Regions from separate parts of the Homo sapiens genome. Here region 1 is linked to region 2. The links are chromatin loops, found by intact Hi-C in ENCODE. Cell type or tissue: dorsolateral prefrontal cortex. All regions are shown on one strand. Links, peaks and the distances in the headings refer to the core of each region. The heading gives the core; the rest is flanking DNA.

Region 1 (8,337 bases), core at 96-8,095, 63 kb after region 2:
GATAAAAGGCAAAATATCTCATTAATAATTTTTTATTGATTTCATGTTGAAATTACAGTAGTTTGGATATATTGGGTTAGAGAAAATACACTATTAAGTGCATTTCACTTGTTTGGTTTGACTTATTTTTAACATTACGTAACTTAAAATCATATATGTGGTTTACATTATGTCTGTGTTGCACAGTGCTGATGGACTGGTGTGACAATGATACCTGTAATTCTAGAAGTTGTAGAAGGAGAAGTCATGTCTCATGTCAGCGTTCATTTGCTGATGTGGCGTATGTATCTTTGGAAAACACACATTCATGGAAGCAAAACCTTTAACAGTCATGGCCAGTCAGAGGTGATTGGAGTAGATGACTGCTGAGGTGACTTCCATGAGGCTTTGGGGTCGTAGTGGCCTTGGTGTAAAGTTCAAGACAGAGAATTGAAGTAACCAGGATGCAAAGGGAAATCCCTGCAATTTCTCTGGAGAAGCTTGCTTTCAACAGTAAGTCTTATTTGACCTGGATTTTGTACTCAGAATCGTCAGGCATGTCAACATCAGAGAGCCGCTCTTTGATGTGATGCACCTAATAGGAATTCCAAAGAGCTGCCACCTGAAGTAAAGCGCTTATGCAGCATGTTTAAAATCATCCTCTCCATTACTACTCCTGAGAATATTGAGGAAGGCCTGTGCATATTGTTGCTAACTGTGATTTTTTTGAACCAACCATGAGGAGACTAGGTAGAGTACATAACCAGGGCCGAGCCTCTCCCACGTGCCTGGTGCTCTTCCTATGTGCTGGGTAGAATCAGAAACATAACACATACAAGACTCTTATTCCTTGTTCACAGGGAGCTTACTCATTCACTAAATATTGCATGCTTCTCTATGCCATGTACTGTTCTAGGGCAGGGAATGCAGTAGCTGGAAAGCAGCCTAAAATCCTTGCCTTCAGGGCGCTTACATTCAAGTACAGCCTATAATCATGTCTAAAACACTCACTTGGAATGCATTTATGAGCTAGAGAGGACTGGGGGATTATGTAGGCCAACCCATTTATTTAACAAAATAACAGTCATTTTACATGTTGAATCTACCACAGGGGCTAGTGCAATGCCTGACATACACTAGGTTCCAGTTGTGTACACTTTTTTTCAAAAGATATTTATCAAACATCTACTATGTTCCTGGCACTTTTCTAAGTGTCAGGAATATATTCAGGATTGGAAGGAAAATTGTTGTTCTCAGGGAGTTTAAGATTCTAGCTGGAGGTCAGTAAGGGAGAGTTAGATAAGGACCGCAAAGTATTAGTAAGTGAGTTATATGGTATATCTGAAAATGATAATGCCTGTGAATGGAAAAGGAAAAATAGAGCAAGGTAAGGGGTATTGGGTATGCTGATGGGAGATGAATGGCAGGTTTCAGTAGGGCTTAATTAGGAATGTGATGTTTGTGCAAGAGATAGAGTGGAGAGTATTAACTTCACAAATGGCAGGGGAAGAGGGATTCCAGGTAAAGGGAACAGCCAGTGCCAGGTCACTAAGGGAGGACCATGCCTAAATTGTATGAATAGCAGCAAGGGGGCAGGGACAGTGTGGCTGGGACAAAGTGAGCAGAGGAAGTGAAAGTACTAGAAGATGAAGTTAAAGCAGTAATAGAGAATCGGGTCATGTGGCAACTTCAGCATGTACAATATAGGTTTTTGGGTTTTTGAGCAGAGAACTTCCGTGGCCTCATTTGCCTTTTTTTTTCTTGTACAGTAATTTTCCTTTTTACTGGACAGTAAAATTCTCTTATTCATGTACATTTCTGTGATCTTTAGTAAAGGTTCATATACAAGTCATATCGTCACTACATCATTCCAGAAAAGTCCTTTGTGCTGCCCCCTTTTTGACTCAACATTTCAAAGAATGATTCTGGATGCTCTTTGGATATAGAGTGTGCCTCTCAGACTGTAGGGAGTCAAACTTGGATGCAGAAGACCAGTTATGAGGCTTGCACAGCTATCAAGGTGAGTGGTGATGGGAGCTGGCACAGGGTGTGTAGATATTTTTGATGGGTGGTATGAGAATAAGACAGGAGAAAAGGATGATATTAATATCCTGACTTTTGCCCTAAGCTCAGAGAAGGGCTGGAGTCATCCGTTACTGAGATGGGACAGGCTTGCAGGTGGAGCCCATTTGAAGGGGAAGATAATTGTTTAACTCTGGGTATTTTGAATCTAAATATCTATTAGATATGCAAGCAGAGGTATCACCAGGGAAGGCTGCTGAATTGAAATGTACACATTAATGTGTGGAAACCGGTGTGCACACTGTAAGAGAAACAACTGACAAAAAAATCTGTGATTCTTATAGAAGCGACTTGTCAGTCTTAAGCATTCAGAGGTGCTTGAGTAATCTGATAGCCCAAGATTGGTATCTGCCACATATTTTTTTTTATTGTCCTTCACTTCTTTATTCATGCTTTGGTAGAAAGATATATTTACTTTATGTGCAGAAAATACCACAAAGTTCAGTACAGCTCTAATTGTCCTGGTGTTTGCGTGACTTGTTAATTGAAAAAAATAACCTGTGTTAGGAGTAAGGAAGAACTGGTTCAGAGGATTCTTTTTATTCTGCAAAAGTTGTTTGACTCCAGGAAGAACTTTTGGTGTTTGACTTTGGGTCACTGTGTATCGATTTGCTCACTTCTGATGTCTGTAGCTGTCATTGCACTTGAATTGAAGAAGAGAGAACTGAAGAGAAGGTTAAAATTAAAAGCAAGATGCGAGATTACTTGGCCAAGAAAAAAAAAAGGAGAAAAAAGAAAAGACAAACCAAATGGGATACAAAATTATTTATATAGTCTCATCTCAAATTAGATTGAAAACTTGTATGTACATGTACAGAATACATTCTGGAAAGTGCTAACAGTTGTTATCTCTGTGTTGCTAATTGATGGGAGAGTTTGCTTCATTTTAAATTTTTTTCCTATGTTTTCAGGACTTTCTCAATGAACAGATACATTTTTCTTTTTAAAACTTGTTCAGGAAATGTTTATTTAATATGGAGTTAAGTCCTGGACTTGGGATAGACCAGTGAACGAGGCAGAAAAAGTCTTTGCCCTCAGAGAGCTAATAGTTTCATAAGATCATGTGAAATTGTTATAATTTTTTAATCAGAAAAAAGATACAGTAATTAATGAAAAAAGAGTGCCAGTGAGCTTGTCTAGTTTCATTGGCTTTTTTAATGTCCCAATGATACTGAGCGAGTTTTTTTTTTTTTTTGAGATGGAGTTTCGCTCTTGTTCCCCAGGCCAGAGTGCAGTGGCGTGATCTTCGCCTACTGCAACCTCCACCTCCCAGTTTCAGGTGATTCTCCTGCCTCAGCCTCCCGAGTAGCTGGGATTACAGGCTCCTGTCACCACTCCCGGCTACTTTTTTGCATTTTTAGTAGAGACAGGGTTTCACTATGTTGGCCAGGCTGGTCTCGAACTGCTGACCTAAGGTGACCTACCCGCCTTGGCCTCCCAAAGTGCTGGGATTACAGGCGTGAGCCACTGAGTCCGGCCAGTGAGAGAGTTCTTTATGGATCATTCTCCATTCGTGTTTATCCCTGTTACAGTTGTCTCAGAGGGTCTAAGAACAGACATTTGTGACTGTGGGGACTCCTGGCTGCATTTTGGAAGTCACTTGTGTAGTGTGGTGTATCTGGTAGTCATAGGGCATGGGTAATCACTTCACTTAACCACAGAAAGGAACTGTATAAGGCCCAAATATGTGGCAGTCCTGGGATCAAATGGTCCCACCACAGAGCAGCAGAAAGCATCCTAGTTTTTTGGCAGAAGCTTGGGTAGATGGTTGCACCTGCTGCCATCATGACCTGGGTAAGACAAGTCACCTGGTCTTGCTAAGCCTCTGTTACCTTATCTGGAAAATACTTGGGATGAGCTGGTAGAATCTGAGATGTTCTGACTCCAGGATTTGCACAGTGGTGGGGCTGGACAATGTGATTCATACACAATGGATATGTGTATGAATGTAATTATCCAATCTTCTTTCTGCTTTGGGAGGCTCAGTGCCAAGTCTATGTTTTGTATTAGTGACCCCCACCCCTCCCCCGCAAAAAAATGCATCGCTTTAGGAGAGCTTGCAGGGAATATCTGTTCGTTCTCTCTCTCTCTCTCTGTCTCTCTCTCTCTCTCTCTCTCTTTGGAGACAGAGTGTTACTCTGTCACCCAGGCTGGATTGTAGTGGCGCGATCTCACCTTGTGGCAATCTCCATCTCCCAGGCTCAAGTGATTGTCGTGCCTCAGCCTCCCAAGTAGCTGGGGGTACAGGGATGTGCCACCACGCCCCGCTAGTTTCTTGTATTTTTAGTAGAGATGGGGTTTCACCATATTGGCCAGGCTGGTCTTGAACTCCTGACCTCAAGTGATCCACCCACCTCGGCGTCCCAAAGTGTTAGGATTACAGGCGTGAGCCATGGCATCCGGCCTGAATATCTGTTCTCATTGAGAGACTTGGACCCATGAAGATTTCATTTTCCCCCATGACTGTCTCTCCTTGTAGGGTTAAATATGTTTACTGAAGTTGGCATCCAGCTCTTATATTTGTTAGTGATTGGCTAGATGCCACAAGTGGGAACAAAGAAGAATAGGAGAGGATAATTTTATACTTCAAGATTTGGAACCTGCAAAAAATGTTTTTCTGATATCTTCTCTATACTGGATCTCATAGCTGGTTGATTTTTCACCCTCCTCTTTTTTTTCCCTTTCTTCTTGTGTGCAAATGTTGGTAGGGTGATTTCTTTCTAATTTTATCAAATACAGTATGTCCAGAAACAAAACAGAACCATGTTTCTGTGTGTGATTCCTGGCAGAAATGGTGCGATTTCATCTCAGGATAAAACTGTGAATTTATGGGAAGCAACATGGTATGGGTGCTTAGGGAAAGCAAAAGGAATACATAGCCTGGTTGCCAGAGTCGCCTTTGTCTTGGCGGCTGGAGGAAATCACTAGTGATTTGTGGGAGCTGAGGCTCCTGAGGATGGAGGCAGAACCCGTCAGTCGCTCAACAAGCAGGCATGCTGGGTAGAAGGCCAAGGGGCGGACAGCATTGCATTTCCAGTAGAATCACATTATTTATTCATTCAAGTTACACAAGTCGTGTGTGAGAGTGTGTGAGAGAGAGAAAGAGAGACAGAGACAGACCACAAACAGGAGCGAATAAAGGCAAATAAAAGAATGTGGTTGATTCTGCCTGCCTTAGAGTCTGTGCCTGAGCCAGGGTGAGATGAGAGACATGGTTCGACTATTCTCAGTTCCCAGAAGCCTCCCATGGCATCAGCACCTTGATGAGCCAAGTGTGAGTCTGCTGTGTAAAGACACACATTTTGTATACAGCCTGGCTCCTTAAGTGTAAGCCATCTTCTTCATCCAGGGCTCACCTGGAGAAACGTAGCACTGTTCTAACACTAAAGGCAAACTGGTGGTGTTGAATTTAGTGAGAGTAGAATATTATATTTTGTGGATAGTTTAAGGGATTCTTCAAGGACTGTTTTGACAGCTGTGCAGGGCCAGGATTGGGGTGACACGAGGAGGCACTCACCACCGGCACAGAATTGAAGGGAGTGCTAGAAACCTCAGTAATGAGGATAAATAATATTTTAATGTAATATTTTTTAATCAAAATTATTTTAAGTGAAGATAGGAGCCGTGTTTGATTTTTCATTTTGCCTCAGGCTTTGATATGGCTCAGTCCTGCACTGCTCTGATTTTGCCTTTGTTTAAAACTGATGTTTTATTCATAATGGATTCTTTGCATTATTTTTATTTTAAAAAATATTGCATGAAATATTATTTCTTTCATATGTGGAGGGTTTTTTTGGCGTATCCTTTAAATTTACATTCCAGGATTATGATTCATTTGTTTCACTCTAGTCCAGCTCTGCCTGTGATATTTGCCTTGACTTCTAACTATAGAAACCCTGAGTAAAATGTAACTCCAAGGGACAAAAAGAGCACCTAGGGTGACTGTCTTCAAGTAGCTGAGTTATTATAGAGTATTAAGTGTGTATGTGGATCGAACTTAATGTGCCATGGTATGTGAAAGACTACTTACATATTTACTTACAGCTATTTGTTGAACACTTACTCTGTGTCTGGCACTGTTCTAGGCACTAGGGTTATATAAACTAGACAAAATGTCTGAATTTGTGGAGTCTACATCCCAGGGGTAACCATACATCATCTCTAGTCCTGAAGACAACTCTGCAATATAAGTATCAATTTACAGGTAAGAAAAGTGAAGCTCAGAGAATAATCCTGGTGGCAGATACCTAAATGTGGTATTGTGTAGCAAGGAATCTAGTAGTGAAAGGATTCAGAAAAAGTCAAGTTTATTATGACCTGAGCTTAGTCAATAGGAGGCTTCCTGGAATGTATGAGTTCTGAATTGGCTCTTAAAGGAAACCGTTACTTAAATGCAAGACAAAATGCAGATAGCAGTACAACGCCCATTTTTCTTGATTTAAGCAAAGCAACAAGATAGCACAGAGACAGCCTGGCAAAAAGATGAAGATAAAAACGTATTTGCCTACTTCAGTCAGGCATCATCAGCATCATCAACAAGACCCCTGGATGGCAGAGCGGGTTCACCATTTGTATTAGCTCCAGCCTGTTAGAGCTGGAATCTTTTATTCAGGCTCAGAGAGGAAGAGTGCGGGGATTGATTAGCATTGTCTACGTAGGATTGACAAGGATCACCACTAATTTCATGCTAATGTGTCACACATGTCATGATATTGGTGTCACTATATTGATTGTTCTAGCACCCTGAGCTGAATTTTCAGAGGGCCACTGTTAGAATTATTATCAAACAGGTTATTAATACGTGTTACTTGATTAATTAGATATTTAGAAACAAGAAGCAAACAGAAAACCGCTAAAAATGCTAAGTATGCATGCTCTACATTTTATAAAATCTGTGTGTATATATACATAAAGTAATTAGAAAACAAAATTAGACAAATATCTAATGACTCTAAAAACATCTTTACTGAGGTAGAATTAATATACAATATCCTGTCCATGCTTAGAATGTATGATTTGATAAGTCTTGACTTGTGCATATACCCATAAAACCAGCACCACAATTAAGAAAACGAACATACATTAGCTCCCCCAAAAATGTCCTTGTGCCCCTTTATAATCACTCTCCTCTACCCTGTATCTCCCGATTTCAAGACAACCAGTAACATGTTATCTGGTGCTAAGTTTGTTTTATCTAGAATTATATGTGAATGTAATCATGTGGTATGTATTTTTTTTGTGGCATCAGGAATCTGACTTCATTCGTAGCATAATAGTGAATTATACATCATTCACTAGCAGAATTTTTTGAGAGCCATTCATGTTGTAGCATATAGCAACAGCTCACTATTTTTGTTGCTGAGTAGTATCTCATGGTATGGATGTATCATCTTTTGTTTGTTTATTCACCCATTGATAGGTATTTGGTTTGTTTCCAGTTTGTCTATTACAGATTAAGCTGCTATGAACATTTGTGTGTAAGTCTTTATATGGATGTATGCTTTCATTTCTCTTGAGTAAATATCTGTGGGTGGAATTACTGGGTCACATGGTCATCTCTCTTTTTAAGAAATCTCTTAACCTTCCCAGAGTGATTGCATCACTTTATATTCCTGCCCAGCAGTGTAGGAGAGTTTCACTTCTTCCACATTTTCATCAATACTTGCTTTGGTCAGTCTTTTTAACTTTAACCTTTCTAATAGTATATCTTGGTACCTCATTATGGTTTTAATTTTTATTTCTATAATGACTAATTTTTCATGTGCTCATTTGCCATCCATATGTCTTTTTTGTTAAAGTGTTTAATTCAAATATTTTACTCTCTTTTTAGTTGGTGTTTTGTTTGGAACTCTATAGATTCTGAATATAAGACCTTTTTCAGATATGTGATTTGTACATACTTTTTCCCAATATGTGCCTTACGTTTTCATCCTCTTAACAGTGTCTTTTGGGGAACAGAGATTTTTAACTATGAAGCAATACAAATTACCAATTGTTTCCTTAATAGATTGTGGTTTTGGTGTGATATCTGTTTTTACTTAACCTAAAGTCACAAAAGTTTTCTTCTATAAGTTTTATGGTTTTCGGTTTTAGTTTTATGTCTATGATCCATTCCGAGTTGAAGTTAATTTTTTTAAATGTGAAAGTCCAATTGTTTTAGTGTCACTTGTTGAAAAGATTTCCTTTCTCCACTTAATTGTCTTTGCATCTTTGTTGGTAATTAGTTGTCCATATATGTGAGGGCTTATTTCTTGATTCTCTATTCTGTTTCACTCA
Region 2 (8,337 bases), core at 100-8,099:
TCTTTGCTGTAAAGCCCACATTGTCTGATATTAACATAGCATTTCTATTTTATTTTCATTAATGTTTGCATATTTTTTTCTATCCTTTCACTTTCACCATGCCTATAGTGTTATATTTGAAGCAAGTTTCTTGTTAACATAATATAGTTGGGTTATGTTTTTAAATTTATTCTGCTAACCTCTGTCTTTTAATTGGTGTGTTTAGGTGATTTACACTTCATGTAATTATGGACATGTTAAGCCTTAAAAATTATGTCTTTTTATTTTTTATTTTTCATTTATTCTGTCTTATTCTTTTATTTTCTTTTTTATTCTTCCTGTGGGTTGAGCATTTATTAGCATTCTATTTTGATTTATCTATAATGTTTTTGAGCATATCTCTTTTTAGCCTTTTTAGTATTGCTTTATGTGTTACATTATATATAATACTAAAAGGGCTGTAAAAATAGATATACTCAAAAGTATATAAAATAACTATATGTAGAATGGTCATTTTACCAGTTTGGCTGAATTGCTGAAACCTTACGTCTCTTTACATCCTGGTTTATAATATCATTGTCTGAAATATTTCCTCCATGTACTCTTAGAGCCACATGAGATAGTTGAGCTTCAAACCTAATTTAGAAAACTCAGTAGGAGAAGAGAAATGTATTTGCTTGTACTTTTACTCTTTTCATTGTTTTTCTTCCCTCTTTTTGTCCTAAAATTCTTACTTTTATAACCACATTTCAGAGAACTTCTCTAGTCATCTTTTTAGGATAGGTTTACTGTCAATGAAGTCTATTAATTTTTTGTTACCTGAGAATCTCTTGATTTCACCTACATTCCTGAAGAATATTTTTACTGGATGTAGAATTCTGGGCTGACAGTTCGTTTCTTCTAGGACTTGAAAAATGTTGTACCCTTTTCTATTAGGTTTCCATGGTTTCTGATGAAAAATTTACTGTCACTCTATTTTTTCTATGTAAGGTAGTATTTCTCTCACTGCTTTCAATATTTTTTTTCTTTCAGTTCTCAAAAATTTGAGTATATTTTGGTGTGGATTTTTAAAACATTCTATTTTGGGTTTGCTGACCTTCTTGAACCTCTATTTTTATATATTTTGCTAACTTTAAGAAATGTTTTGTCATTATTTCTTTAAGTAAATGTTTAACTCTTTCTTTCTTTTGGGCCTCCAGTGACATAAATTTTAGGTCTGTTGTTAGAGTCCCAAAGATCCCTGAGGCTCTGTTTCTTTTTTCCATTCATTTTCACTGTTTTTTTTTTCTTTCTTTTTATTTTTTTTTTTGAGATGGAGTCTTACTTTGTCACCCAGGCTGGAGTGTACTGGTGTAATCTCGGCTCACTGCAACCTCCGCTTCCCAGGTTCAAGTGATTCTCCTACCTCAGCCTCCCAAATAACTGGGATTATAGGTGTGCGTCACCATGCCAGCCTAATTTTTGTATTTATGGTAGAGATAGAGTTTTGCCAAGTTGGCCAGGCTGGTCTTGAACTCCTGACCTCAGTGATCCATCTGCCTCAGCCTCCCAAAGTGCTGGGATTACAGGCGTGAGCCACTGTGCGTGGCCTTTAATTTTTAATATCCTACCTTCAAATTGACTAATGTTTTTCTACTGTCTCCTCCATTTTCTTGTCGAGCCTATCAACTGAGCTTTTTATTTCATTGGTTATAATTTATAGTTCTAAAATTTCTATTTATCTTTATTTCTTCCTCTTCTTTTCTTTGAAACAGGGCTTACTCTGTCACTCAGGCTGAGTGCAGTGGTACGATCACTGCTTACTGTAGCCTCAACCTCCTGAGCTCAAGAAATCTGCTCGTCTTAGCTTCCTGCCCTGCTATGTCTTCTGGGTTTTTTTTTTTTTTTTTGGGCTGAGGTTTTATACTTCTTTGTTTGTTTCAAGTGTGTTCATAATTGTTCCTTGAATCATTTTTAGGATGACTGTTTGAAAATCCTTGTCAGATAATTGTAACATTTTTGTCATCTTGCCTTTTTCATTCAGGTTGAGTTTTTTTTATTCTTCATATGATGAGTGATTTTCAATTAAAATCTGGACATTTTGCATATTATGTTATGAGACTGAAACTTACTTAAACCTTCTGTTTTAGATGGTTTTATCTGACACCACTTTGTTAGGGGAAGGAGATATGAGACCTTGTTACAGTCCAGTGGGGGTAGAAGTCTAGGTTTCCCACTCCTCTTCTTCCTTTGACATTCAGTGGGAGGAATGACTTCATATTACTGCTATGTGGGGCAGAAGTGCTGAATTCCTCTGGGGTCTCCAAAGATGATGAAGAGCGGATAAGGAAGAGGGGATGTGGGGAGAAGAAGAGATTCCACCCATGGGGTCGAAGATTCTGTCTTTACTCAGTCTTCTTTGACAGTACCCCAGAATGAGGAGCAGAGATTAGGTGACCCCAATACAGTCTGAAAAGGGCGGAATTCTAAGCTCCCCATTCAATCATTGCTGGCGTGGGTGGTGGTGGAAGTATAGTCTTTTCCTGTGGTATTTGGCTGAAGTAGAGCCGTTATTGTGTAACAGTTTTCCTTATTGCCAGTTTCCCTCCTTCTTCCCTAATTCTTTAGCTAGAGAGAACAGGCTTTGTTGTTGTTGTTGTTGTTGTTTTCCTTCATCCCACTTGGTTTTTACCCATTCCTGGGTTCTTCAGCTCTGATTCTGGGATATATGAGACATAAAGAAAACCCATGAAACTCATCACCATGTTGAGGTTTGTCCCAAGGTTCCTAGTTGGTCTGCCTTTTTCTCTTTACATTTCAGACATCTTCTTAATTTCCTAGATCCAAGGCCTATAGTTGTACTTAGTGGGAGGAATAGGGAAAGGTATGTCTGCCCTATCTTTACAGAAGGGGAAGTGTCACCCTCTTTATTTTTCGTAGATAGCAAATGAGACATTGACTTGACTATATAATCCAGAACACTTACTAACAAGAGCTGTTGAGTTGGCATGAGGTGTTTGCTAGTAACATGGTTTTAAAGTAGAATAATAAGTACTAAGAAAACTAGTTCTATGTATTTATCCAGTTCTTTTATTTCCAGCTCTTCTAAGGGACCCTGAACTGAGAAGTCACTAATGGAAGGGAAAAGTGGGTGAGGAGCTGAGAAATGAATAACTCACCCCACCATCTGGTCTGCTGCAGTTCAGAAAGTCACATGGTGCTACCAAGTTAGATCTTCTCCTCTGTGTTTACTGGAGGTGCCAAATGCTATATTTAAGCCAAGAACTGATTTTGAAAATATTTTTCTACTTCTGTTTTGTCAAACGTGTTCTCTGGCATATTATGTTAGGGCTTGTTCTGCTAAAGCTTAGCAGAGCCTTCTGTTTCTTCAAGCTGATTTGGCTTGCACCACTCAAAACATTAGACCCTCATTTTGGAACAGAAGTCTTCTCTAGAGAAAGCACTAAGTATGATTTAATTTCCAGGCAGGTAATACCTATCAAATGAGAGATGGAGCTTTATTCCTTAATTGTTATTCTTTTATATAAGGCACTTTTTAAAAAAGCTATTTTCTGCTCAAGCCTGTTTGACTACATTTTCTCTTTCCAGAATCTTTCTAATTATGGGGAGAAAAGCAAATGTTAAGCTAGCCTTCTTTTTATCAAGAAAAAGGATAGAAAATGTAACCGATTTACTTTCATGATTTGATTTTGCTTGAACTTTTGAGATGCCAGTATGACTTCAGTATGTATAAACAGAGCTTACATATCAAGGTTATAGATAGGGCGGACTGTCTAGCTAAGTCATTATAAAAACACTTTATTCAAAATTTTGGTATCTGGTTGAAGAAGATGGTTTTCTGCTAGCCTTAAGTATTTTTGGTTTGCTGATGTAAAATTCTCAAAGGCTTTTCATTCCCTTCGAGTCTTCCGGATAGAAGGTTTGATGGTCATAGCATGTTTGACCAGTGGCAGAATAATGTCTCATTAAAGAAAATTGATTGTTCTTGTGAGCACTGAAGGGCTTGATCAAGATATGGGAGTGGCTGCAAGCATTCATTGGTGCTGGTGCTTGAAGAAACCTTTTGAGGTAGCACATGGTTCAGTGTTAGCTGGAGTGTAGAATCCATCAACGAGATAATTACCCAGCTCACAGCAGTCATGTTGAGTTGTGTTTAATTTTGGGGAGCCTTCTATTTGTTCTTTCATCTTTTCCAGTGCTTTCTAAATGTGTTGGTGCTTTGTGCACCTTCAGAAGTCAGCCTGTGCAACTTTTAAGACATCATTATTATGATTTCAGTGTGGGAAAGCCCTGCATTTGTGATCCCAGCAGGCCCTTTCTCACCTTGTTCCTTGTCATCGATCACAGCCTGGCAGAAACCTTGGGCCCCTAACCCATCCTTTGTATTTGATGTCTGTTCTTCAAACTACATATCAGTTACTGATGACTTTTCTCAGGAATTGGTGTGAAAGAGAAAAGCGTGGCTGAGCCACAGTGAGAGACATCAAAGTACAGGTCACTTGGAGTCTCCTGATTCTTTTAGATGAAATTTCTACCCAGCTAATTTCAGTTTTCTTCCTTAGTCAGGGCAGGCAGAAACACGATTTAAATTCCCAGGGCTGTGACTCTAAGAGGGTGTTAGAATTTTTCCACTTCCTTATCTCATTGATGTTCTTCACTCCCGTACCACTCTCTGCACCTGGTTCAGAGTCTTATATTTCTTCTTTGAAGCTAAGGGCACTTCATCTTAGGAGATTATACAGGATGCTCTATCAACAGAAGATTCTGTGTGTATATTTTGACAATTAGTGAATCTACCGTGAATTCACAGTCTGAGAAGTAGGCTAGGCTTAGAACCCTGGCTACACTTTGGAATTACTAGTGGAGATTAGAAAAAAAATACCGATGCCTAGTCCTTCCCTATAGATTCTGAATTGGTCTGAAGTGGGGGCCTAGGCGCTGGTGCTATTATAGACATGCCCCAGGTGATTTCAGTGTTCATTGAAGTTTACTTCCCTGTCTTAGAGGTAACAACATTCGGTTGCCACTTCCACTCTGAGTAAGCCTGGCTGATGCCTTGTCGTTAGAACATTCCAGGACCCCAAGAGAGAGCAGCTCTGTGCTTTTGCTGTTAGAGCCATGTGGGGAAGCTTAGTGAACTGAATCCCTTCAGGTTCTTACTATAGCTCTCAGTCACCATCACCTACTTTTTTTTTTTTAATATAGGCTTATTAGAAAGCAAAAATTCTCAATTGTGGTTTGGTATCTCCAAGGGTGTGGTTTGGTCTCAAAGGGCATTGCAAAATTTATTTAAAGTCACATGAATGGGTAAAGATAATTTTCTTTCTCATAAGGACTGGTTTGGAATCAAGCAACAAAAAAGAGGGTGTCACAGTTCCCAAAGGCTGAAGTGTGGACCTATTTCAGTTTGTTTCAGTGACAAACGTTTGATCTCCTTCTGTGTTTTGGGAACTATAATGTGTCAGGGACTTTCTTCCCTAATAGGAACACTCGTTAGTTGGATTTATTGGTGCATTTGGTATCTTCCTTGCAGTTTTAAAATGTTATTTTAGGATTCGGGTAAATACGTCAGTATATAAGCAATATATTCGGAGAGGAAGTTAAGAGAATTCAACTGCTGCAACCCTTGTTGTGAATAAACATACAACAATGTTGAATTTTTGTGAACTCTTCAGCTTCCTTCCAAAAAGGTGAGGACAATCAAACCAGAACAGGTTTCTATGTAGCTGGAGCCTGTTAGAATTACTTCTAAGCTGATTAGCTGGGAGGGAGCTTTGTCGCTTTTTCTGAGAAGCACAGCCGAATTAATTTTGGTGGAGGACACCTGAGGGAAAAGGAGTCATTGGAATGGAAAGGTGAGAGCAAGATAAGTATCAGAGGCTCTTAGAACAGGAGAGGCCTCTGGGGTTGTCGAATCCAACTTATTCATTTATACATATGTGAATTAGAGCCGATGTATTAGACATTCCAGCAATATTCATTAAGAATTGAGTAGAATGCTTCATGCTATGTTGGAGCTAAAGGAGGCAGATGATGTATTAGTCAGTGTTCCCTAGAGAAACAGAACCAGTAGGATGTATATATAGAGAGAAGGAGATTTCATTTAAGGAATTGGCTCACACAGTTATAGAGACTGGCACATCCCAAGACCTGCACATGACAAGCTGAAGACCCAGAGGAGCTGATGGTACTCCCAGTTTGAAGGCTGGTGGACCTGAACCCAAGAAGAGCCCATGTTTCAGTTCTAGTCTGAACACAGGAAAAACTGATTCCCAGCTCAAAGCAGTCAGACGGAAGTAATTTTTTTTTTTTTTTTGAGACGGAGTTTTGCGCTTGTTGCCCAGGCTACGATCTTGGCTCACTGCAACCTCTGCTTCCTGGGTTCAAGCGATTCTCCTGCCTCAGCCTCCTGAGTAGCTGGGATTACAGGCATGCACCACCACGCCTGGCTAATTTTGTATTTTTAGTAGAGACGGGGTTTTTCCATGTTGGTCAGGCTGGTCTTGAACTCCAGACCTCAGGTGATCTGCCCACCTCGGCCTCCCAAAGTGCTGGGATTACAGGCCTGAGCCACCGCACCTGGCTGGAAAGTAATTCTTTTATTTGGAGGAAGGACAGTAATTTTGTTCTATTCAGTCCTTCAACTGATTGGATGGGGCCCACCCACACTAAGGAGGGCAATCTGGCTTACTCAGTCCGTTGATACAAATGTTAACCTTATCTCAAAACCCCATCACAGAAACACCCAGAATTCTGTTTGACCAGATACGTGGACATGCTGTGGCCCAGTCAAGTTAACACATAAAATCAACCCTCCCAGATGACTTCCCGAAACTCAAATACCTGTGCAGATTTAAGTCTCAAATCCAGGCCCCCTGACTCCTTGCCCAGAGTTCTTCTATTTCGTTATTTTGTTTTCTGACTCATCTGTAGTAAATTAATAATAGAGAAAAAATAACCATAAAAATTGATAAATTAGACTTCATTTCAACATAGAACATTTCCACTCATCAAAAGGCATCATTAAGAAAATGAATTGGTAACCACAGACTGGGAGAGAATACTTGAAAAATGTTTTTCTGCAAGGGACTGATATGAGGGATATATAAGGGGCCTTTACAAGTCAACATTAAGAAGACAACCAATATACACTGATGAACAATTTGAATAGAAACTTAACAAATGAAAAGACACTTCTGTTAGTACTTGACAAGACTAACATTGTCAGTCATCAGGGCAATGCAAATGAAAATAATGGGCAGCATGCAGTGGCTCATGCCTGTAAACCCAGCACTTGGGGAGGCCAAGGCGGGAGAATCGCTTGAGCTCAGGATTTTGAGACCAGCCTGGGCAACATAGCACAACCTTGTCTCTACTAAAAGTCAAAAAAATAAGCCACGGCCACGCCTGGTGGCTCACGCTTGTAATCCCAGCACTTTGGGAGGCTGAGGTGGGCGGATCACCTCATGTCAGGAGTTCAAGACCAGCCTGGCCAACATGGTGAAACCCCGTCTCTACTAAAAATATAAAAGTTAGCTGGGTGCAGTGGCACATGCCTGTAGTCCCAGCTACTTGGGTGGTTGAGGCAGGAGAATCACTTGAACCTGGGAGGAGGTTGCAGTGAGCTGAGATCGCACCACTGCACTCCAGCCTGGGTGAAAGAGCGAGACTCTGTCTGAAAAAAAAAAAAAAAAAAAAAAAAAAAAAATCAGGAGAGCATGGTGGCGCACTCCTGTAGTCCCAGCTACTTGAGGCCTGAGGTGGGAGGAAGGAAGGAAATTCTGTCTCTGCTTGCACACCTTCGGCCATACAGTGTAGTACAAACAGAAGCGGGCGTGTGAAAGCAATCTGGTGATAACACACCAGTTTTAATTAGTTTGCAGTCTGGAGATATGGAAAGGCTGGCTTGTTTAACTCATTTGTTTTGTACATTGTCATAATCATGAATCTTAAAAAAAATTCTTTTCTGTTACCTTCTTGGAGAATAGAATTTCATGAAAGGTATATTTGAATCATGTCACTTTCAAGTCAGATGATGAAGGAAAGGGTAGCTCACATTAGTGAGCATTACGTTGTATATTCTCATTTAGTCCTCATGACAGCCCTGTCAGGTAGATGCTATTCTTATCCCCATTTTTCTGATGAGGAAATGGAGACCCAGAGTGATTAAGTAAGTTGCCCAAGAACACACAGAGGCAGCAGATGGCAAAGTCAGGATGGGAACTTAGGTCTGCCTAGTTCTGCTTTAGCCACTGCCTGTGTCATTTTAATTAGCAGTATCATCCTTTATTCACTCACTTGTTCAGTCACATAGTCTATGCCAGCTCCTCCTGTAGTCCAAGAGACTCTATTCTAGGC

The links. Hi-C counts contacts between places; a loop is a spot of excess contacts. Peaks named below come from ENCODE experiments on the same cell type or tissue, not always from the same donor. Only the 100,000 strongest peaks of a DNase experiment are listed, where the experiment ranks them.
Region 1: it touches region 2 in a loop (6-fold over the local background); 2 of 110 quality-filtered maps call a loop at or near these places.

The regions. Positions count from the first base shown.
Region 1 is chr3:65,574,767-65,583,103 of GRCh38, reverse strand. All of the region lies in intron 2 of MAGI1 (membrane associated guanylate kinase, WW and PDZ domain containing 1), which reads left to right. Among named protein-coding and RNA genes, the nearest start is that of MAGI1-AS1, 310 kb to the left of the region's middle. In dorsolateral prefrontal cortex, for the core only: no CTCF peak of the experiment used is centred there; a DNase peak (open chromatin) is centred at 5,023; H3K27ac peaks cover 1,099 bases.
Region 2 is chr3:65,637,948-65,646,284 of GRCh38, reverse strand. The region is part of intron 1 of MAGI1 (membrane associated guanylate kinase, WW and PDZ domain containing 1); the gene reads left to right. Among named protein-coding and RNA genes, the nearest start is that of MAGI1-AS1, 250 kb to the left of the region's middle. In dorsolateral prefrontal cortex, for the core only: no CTCF peak of the experiment used is centred there; no DNase peak of the experiment used is centred there; H3K27ac peaks cover 2,362 bases.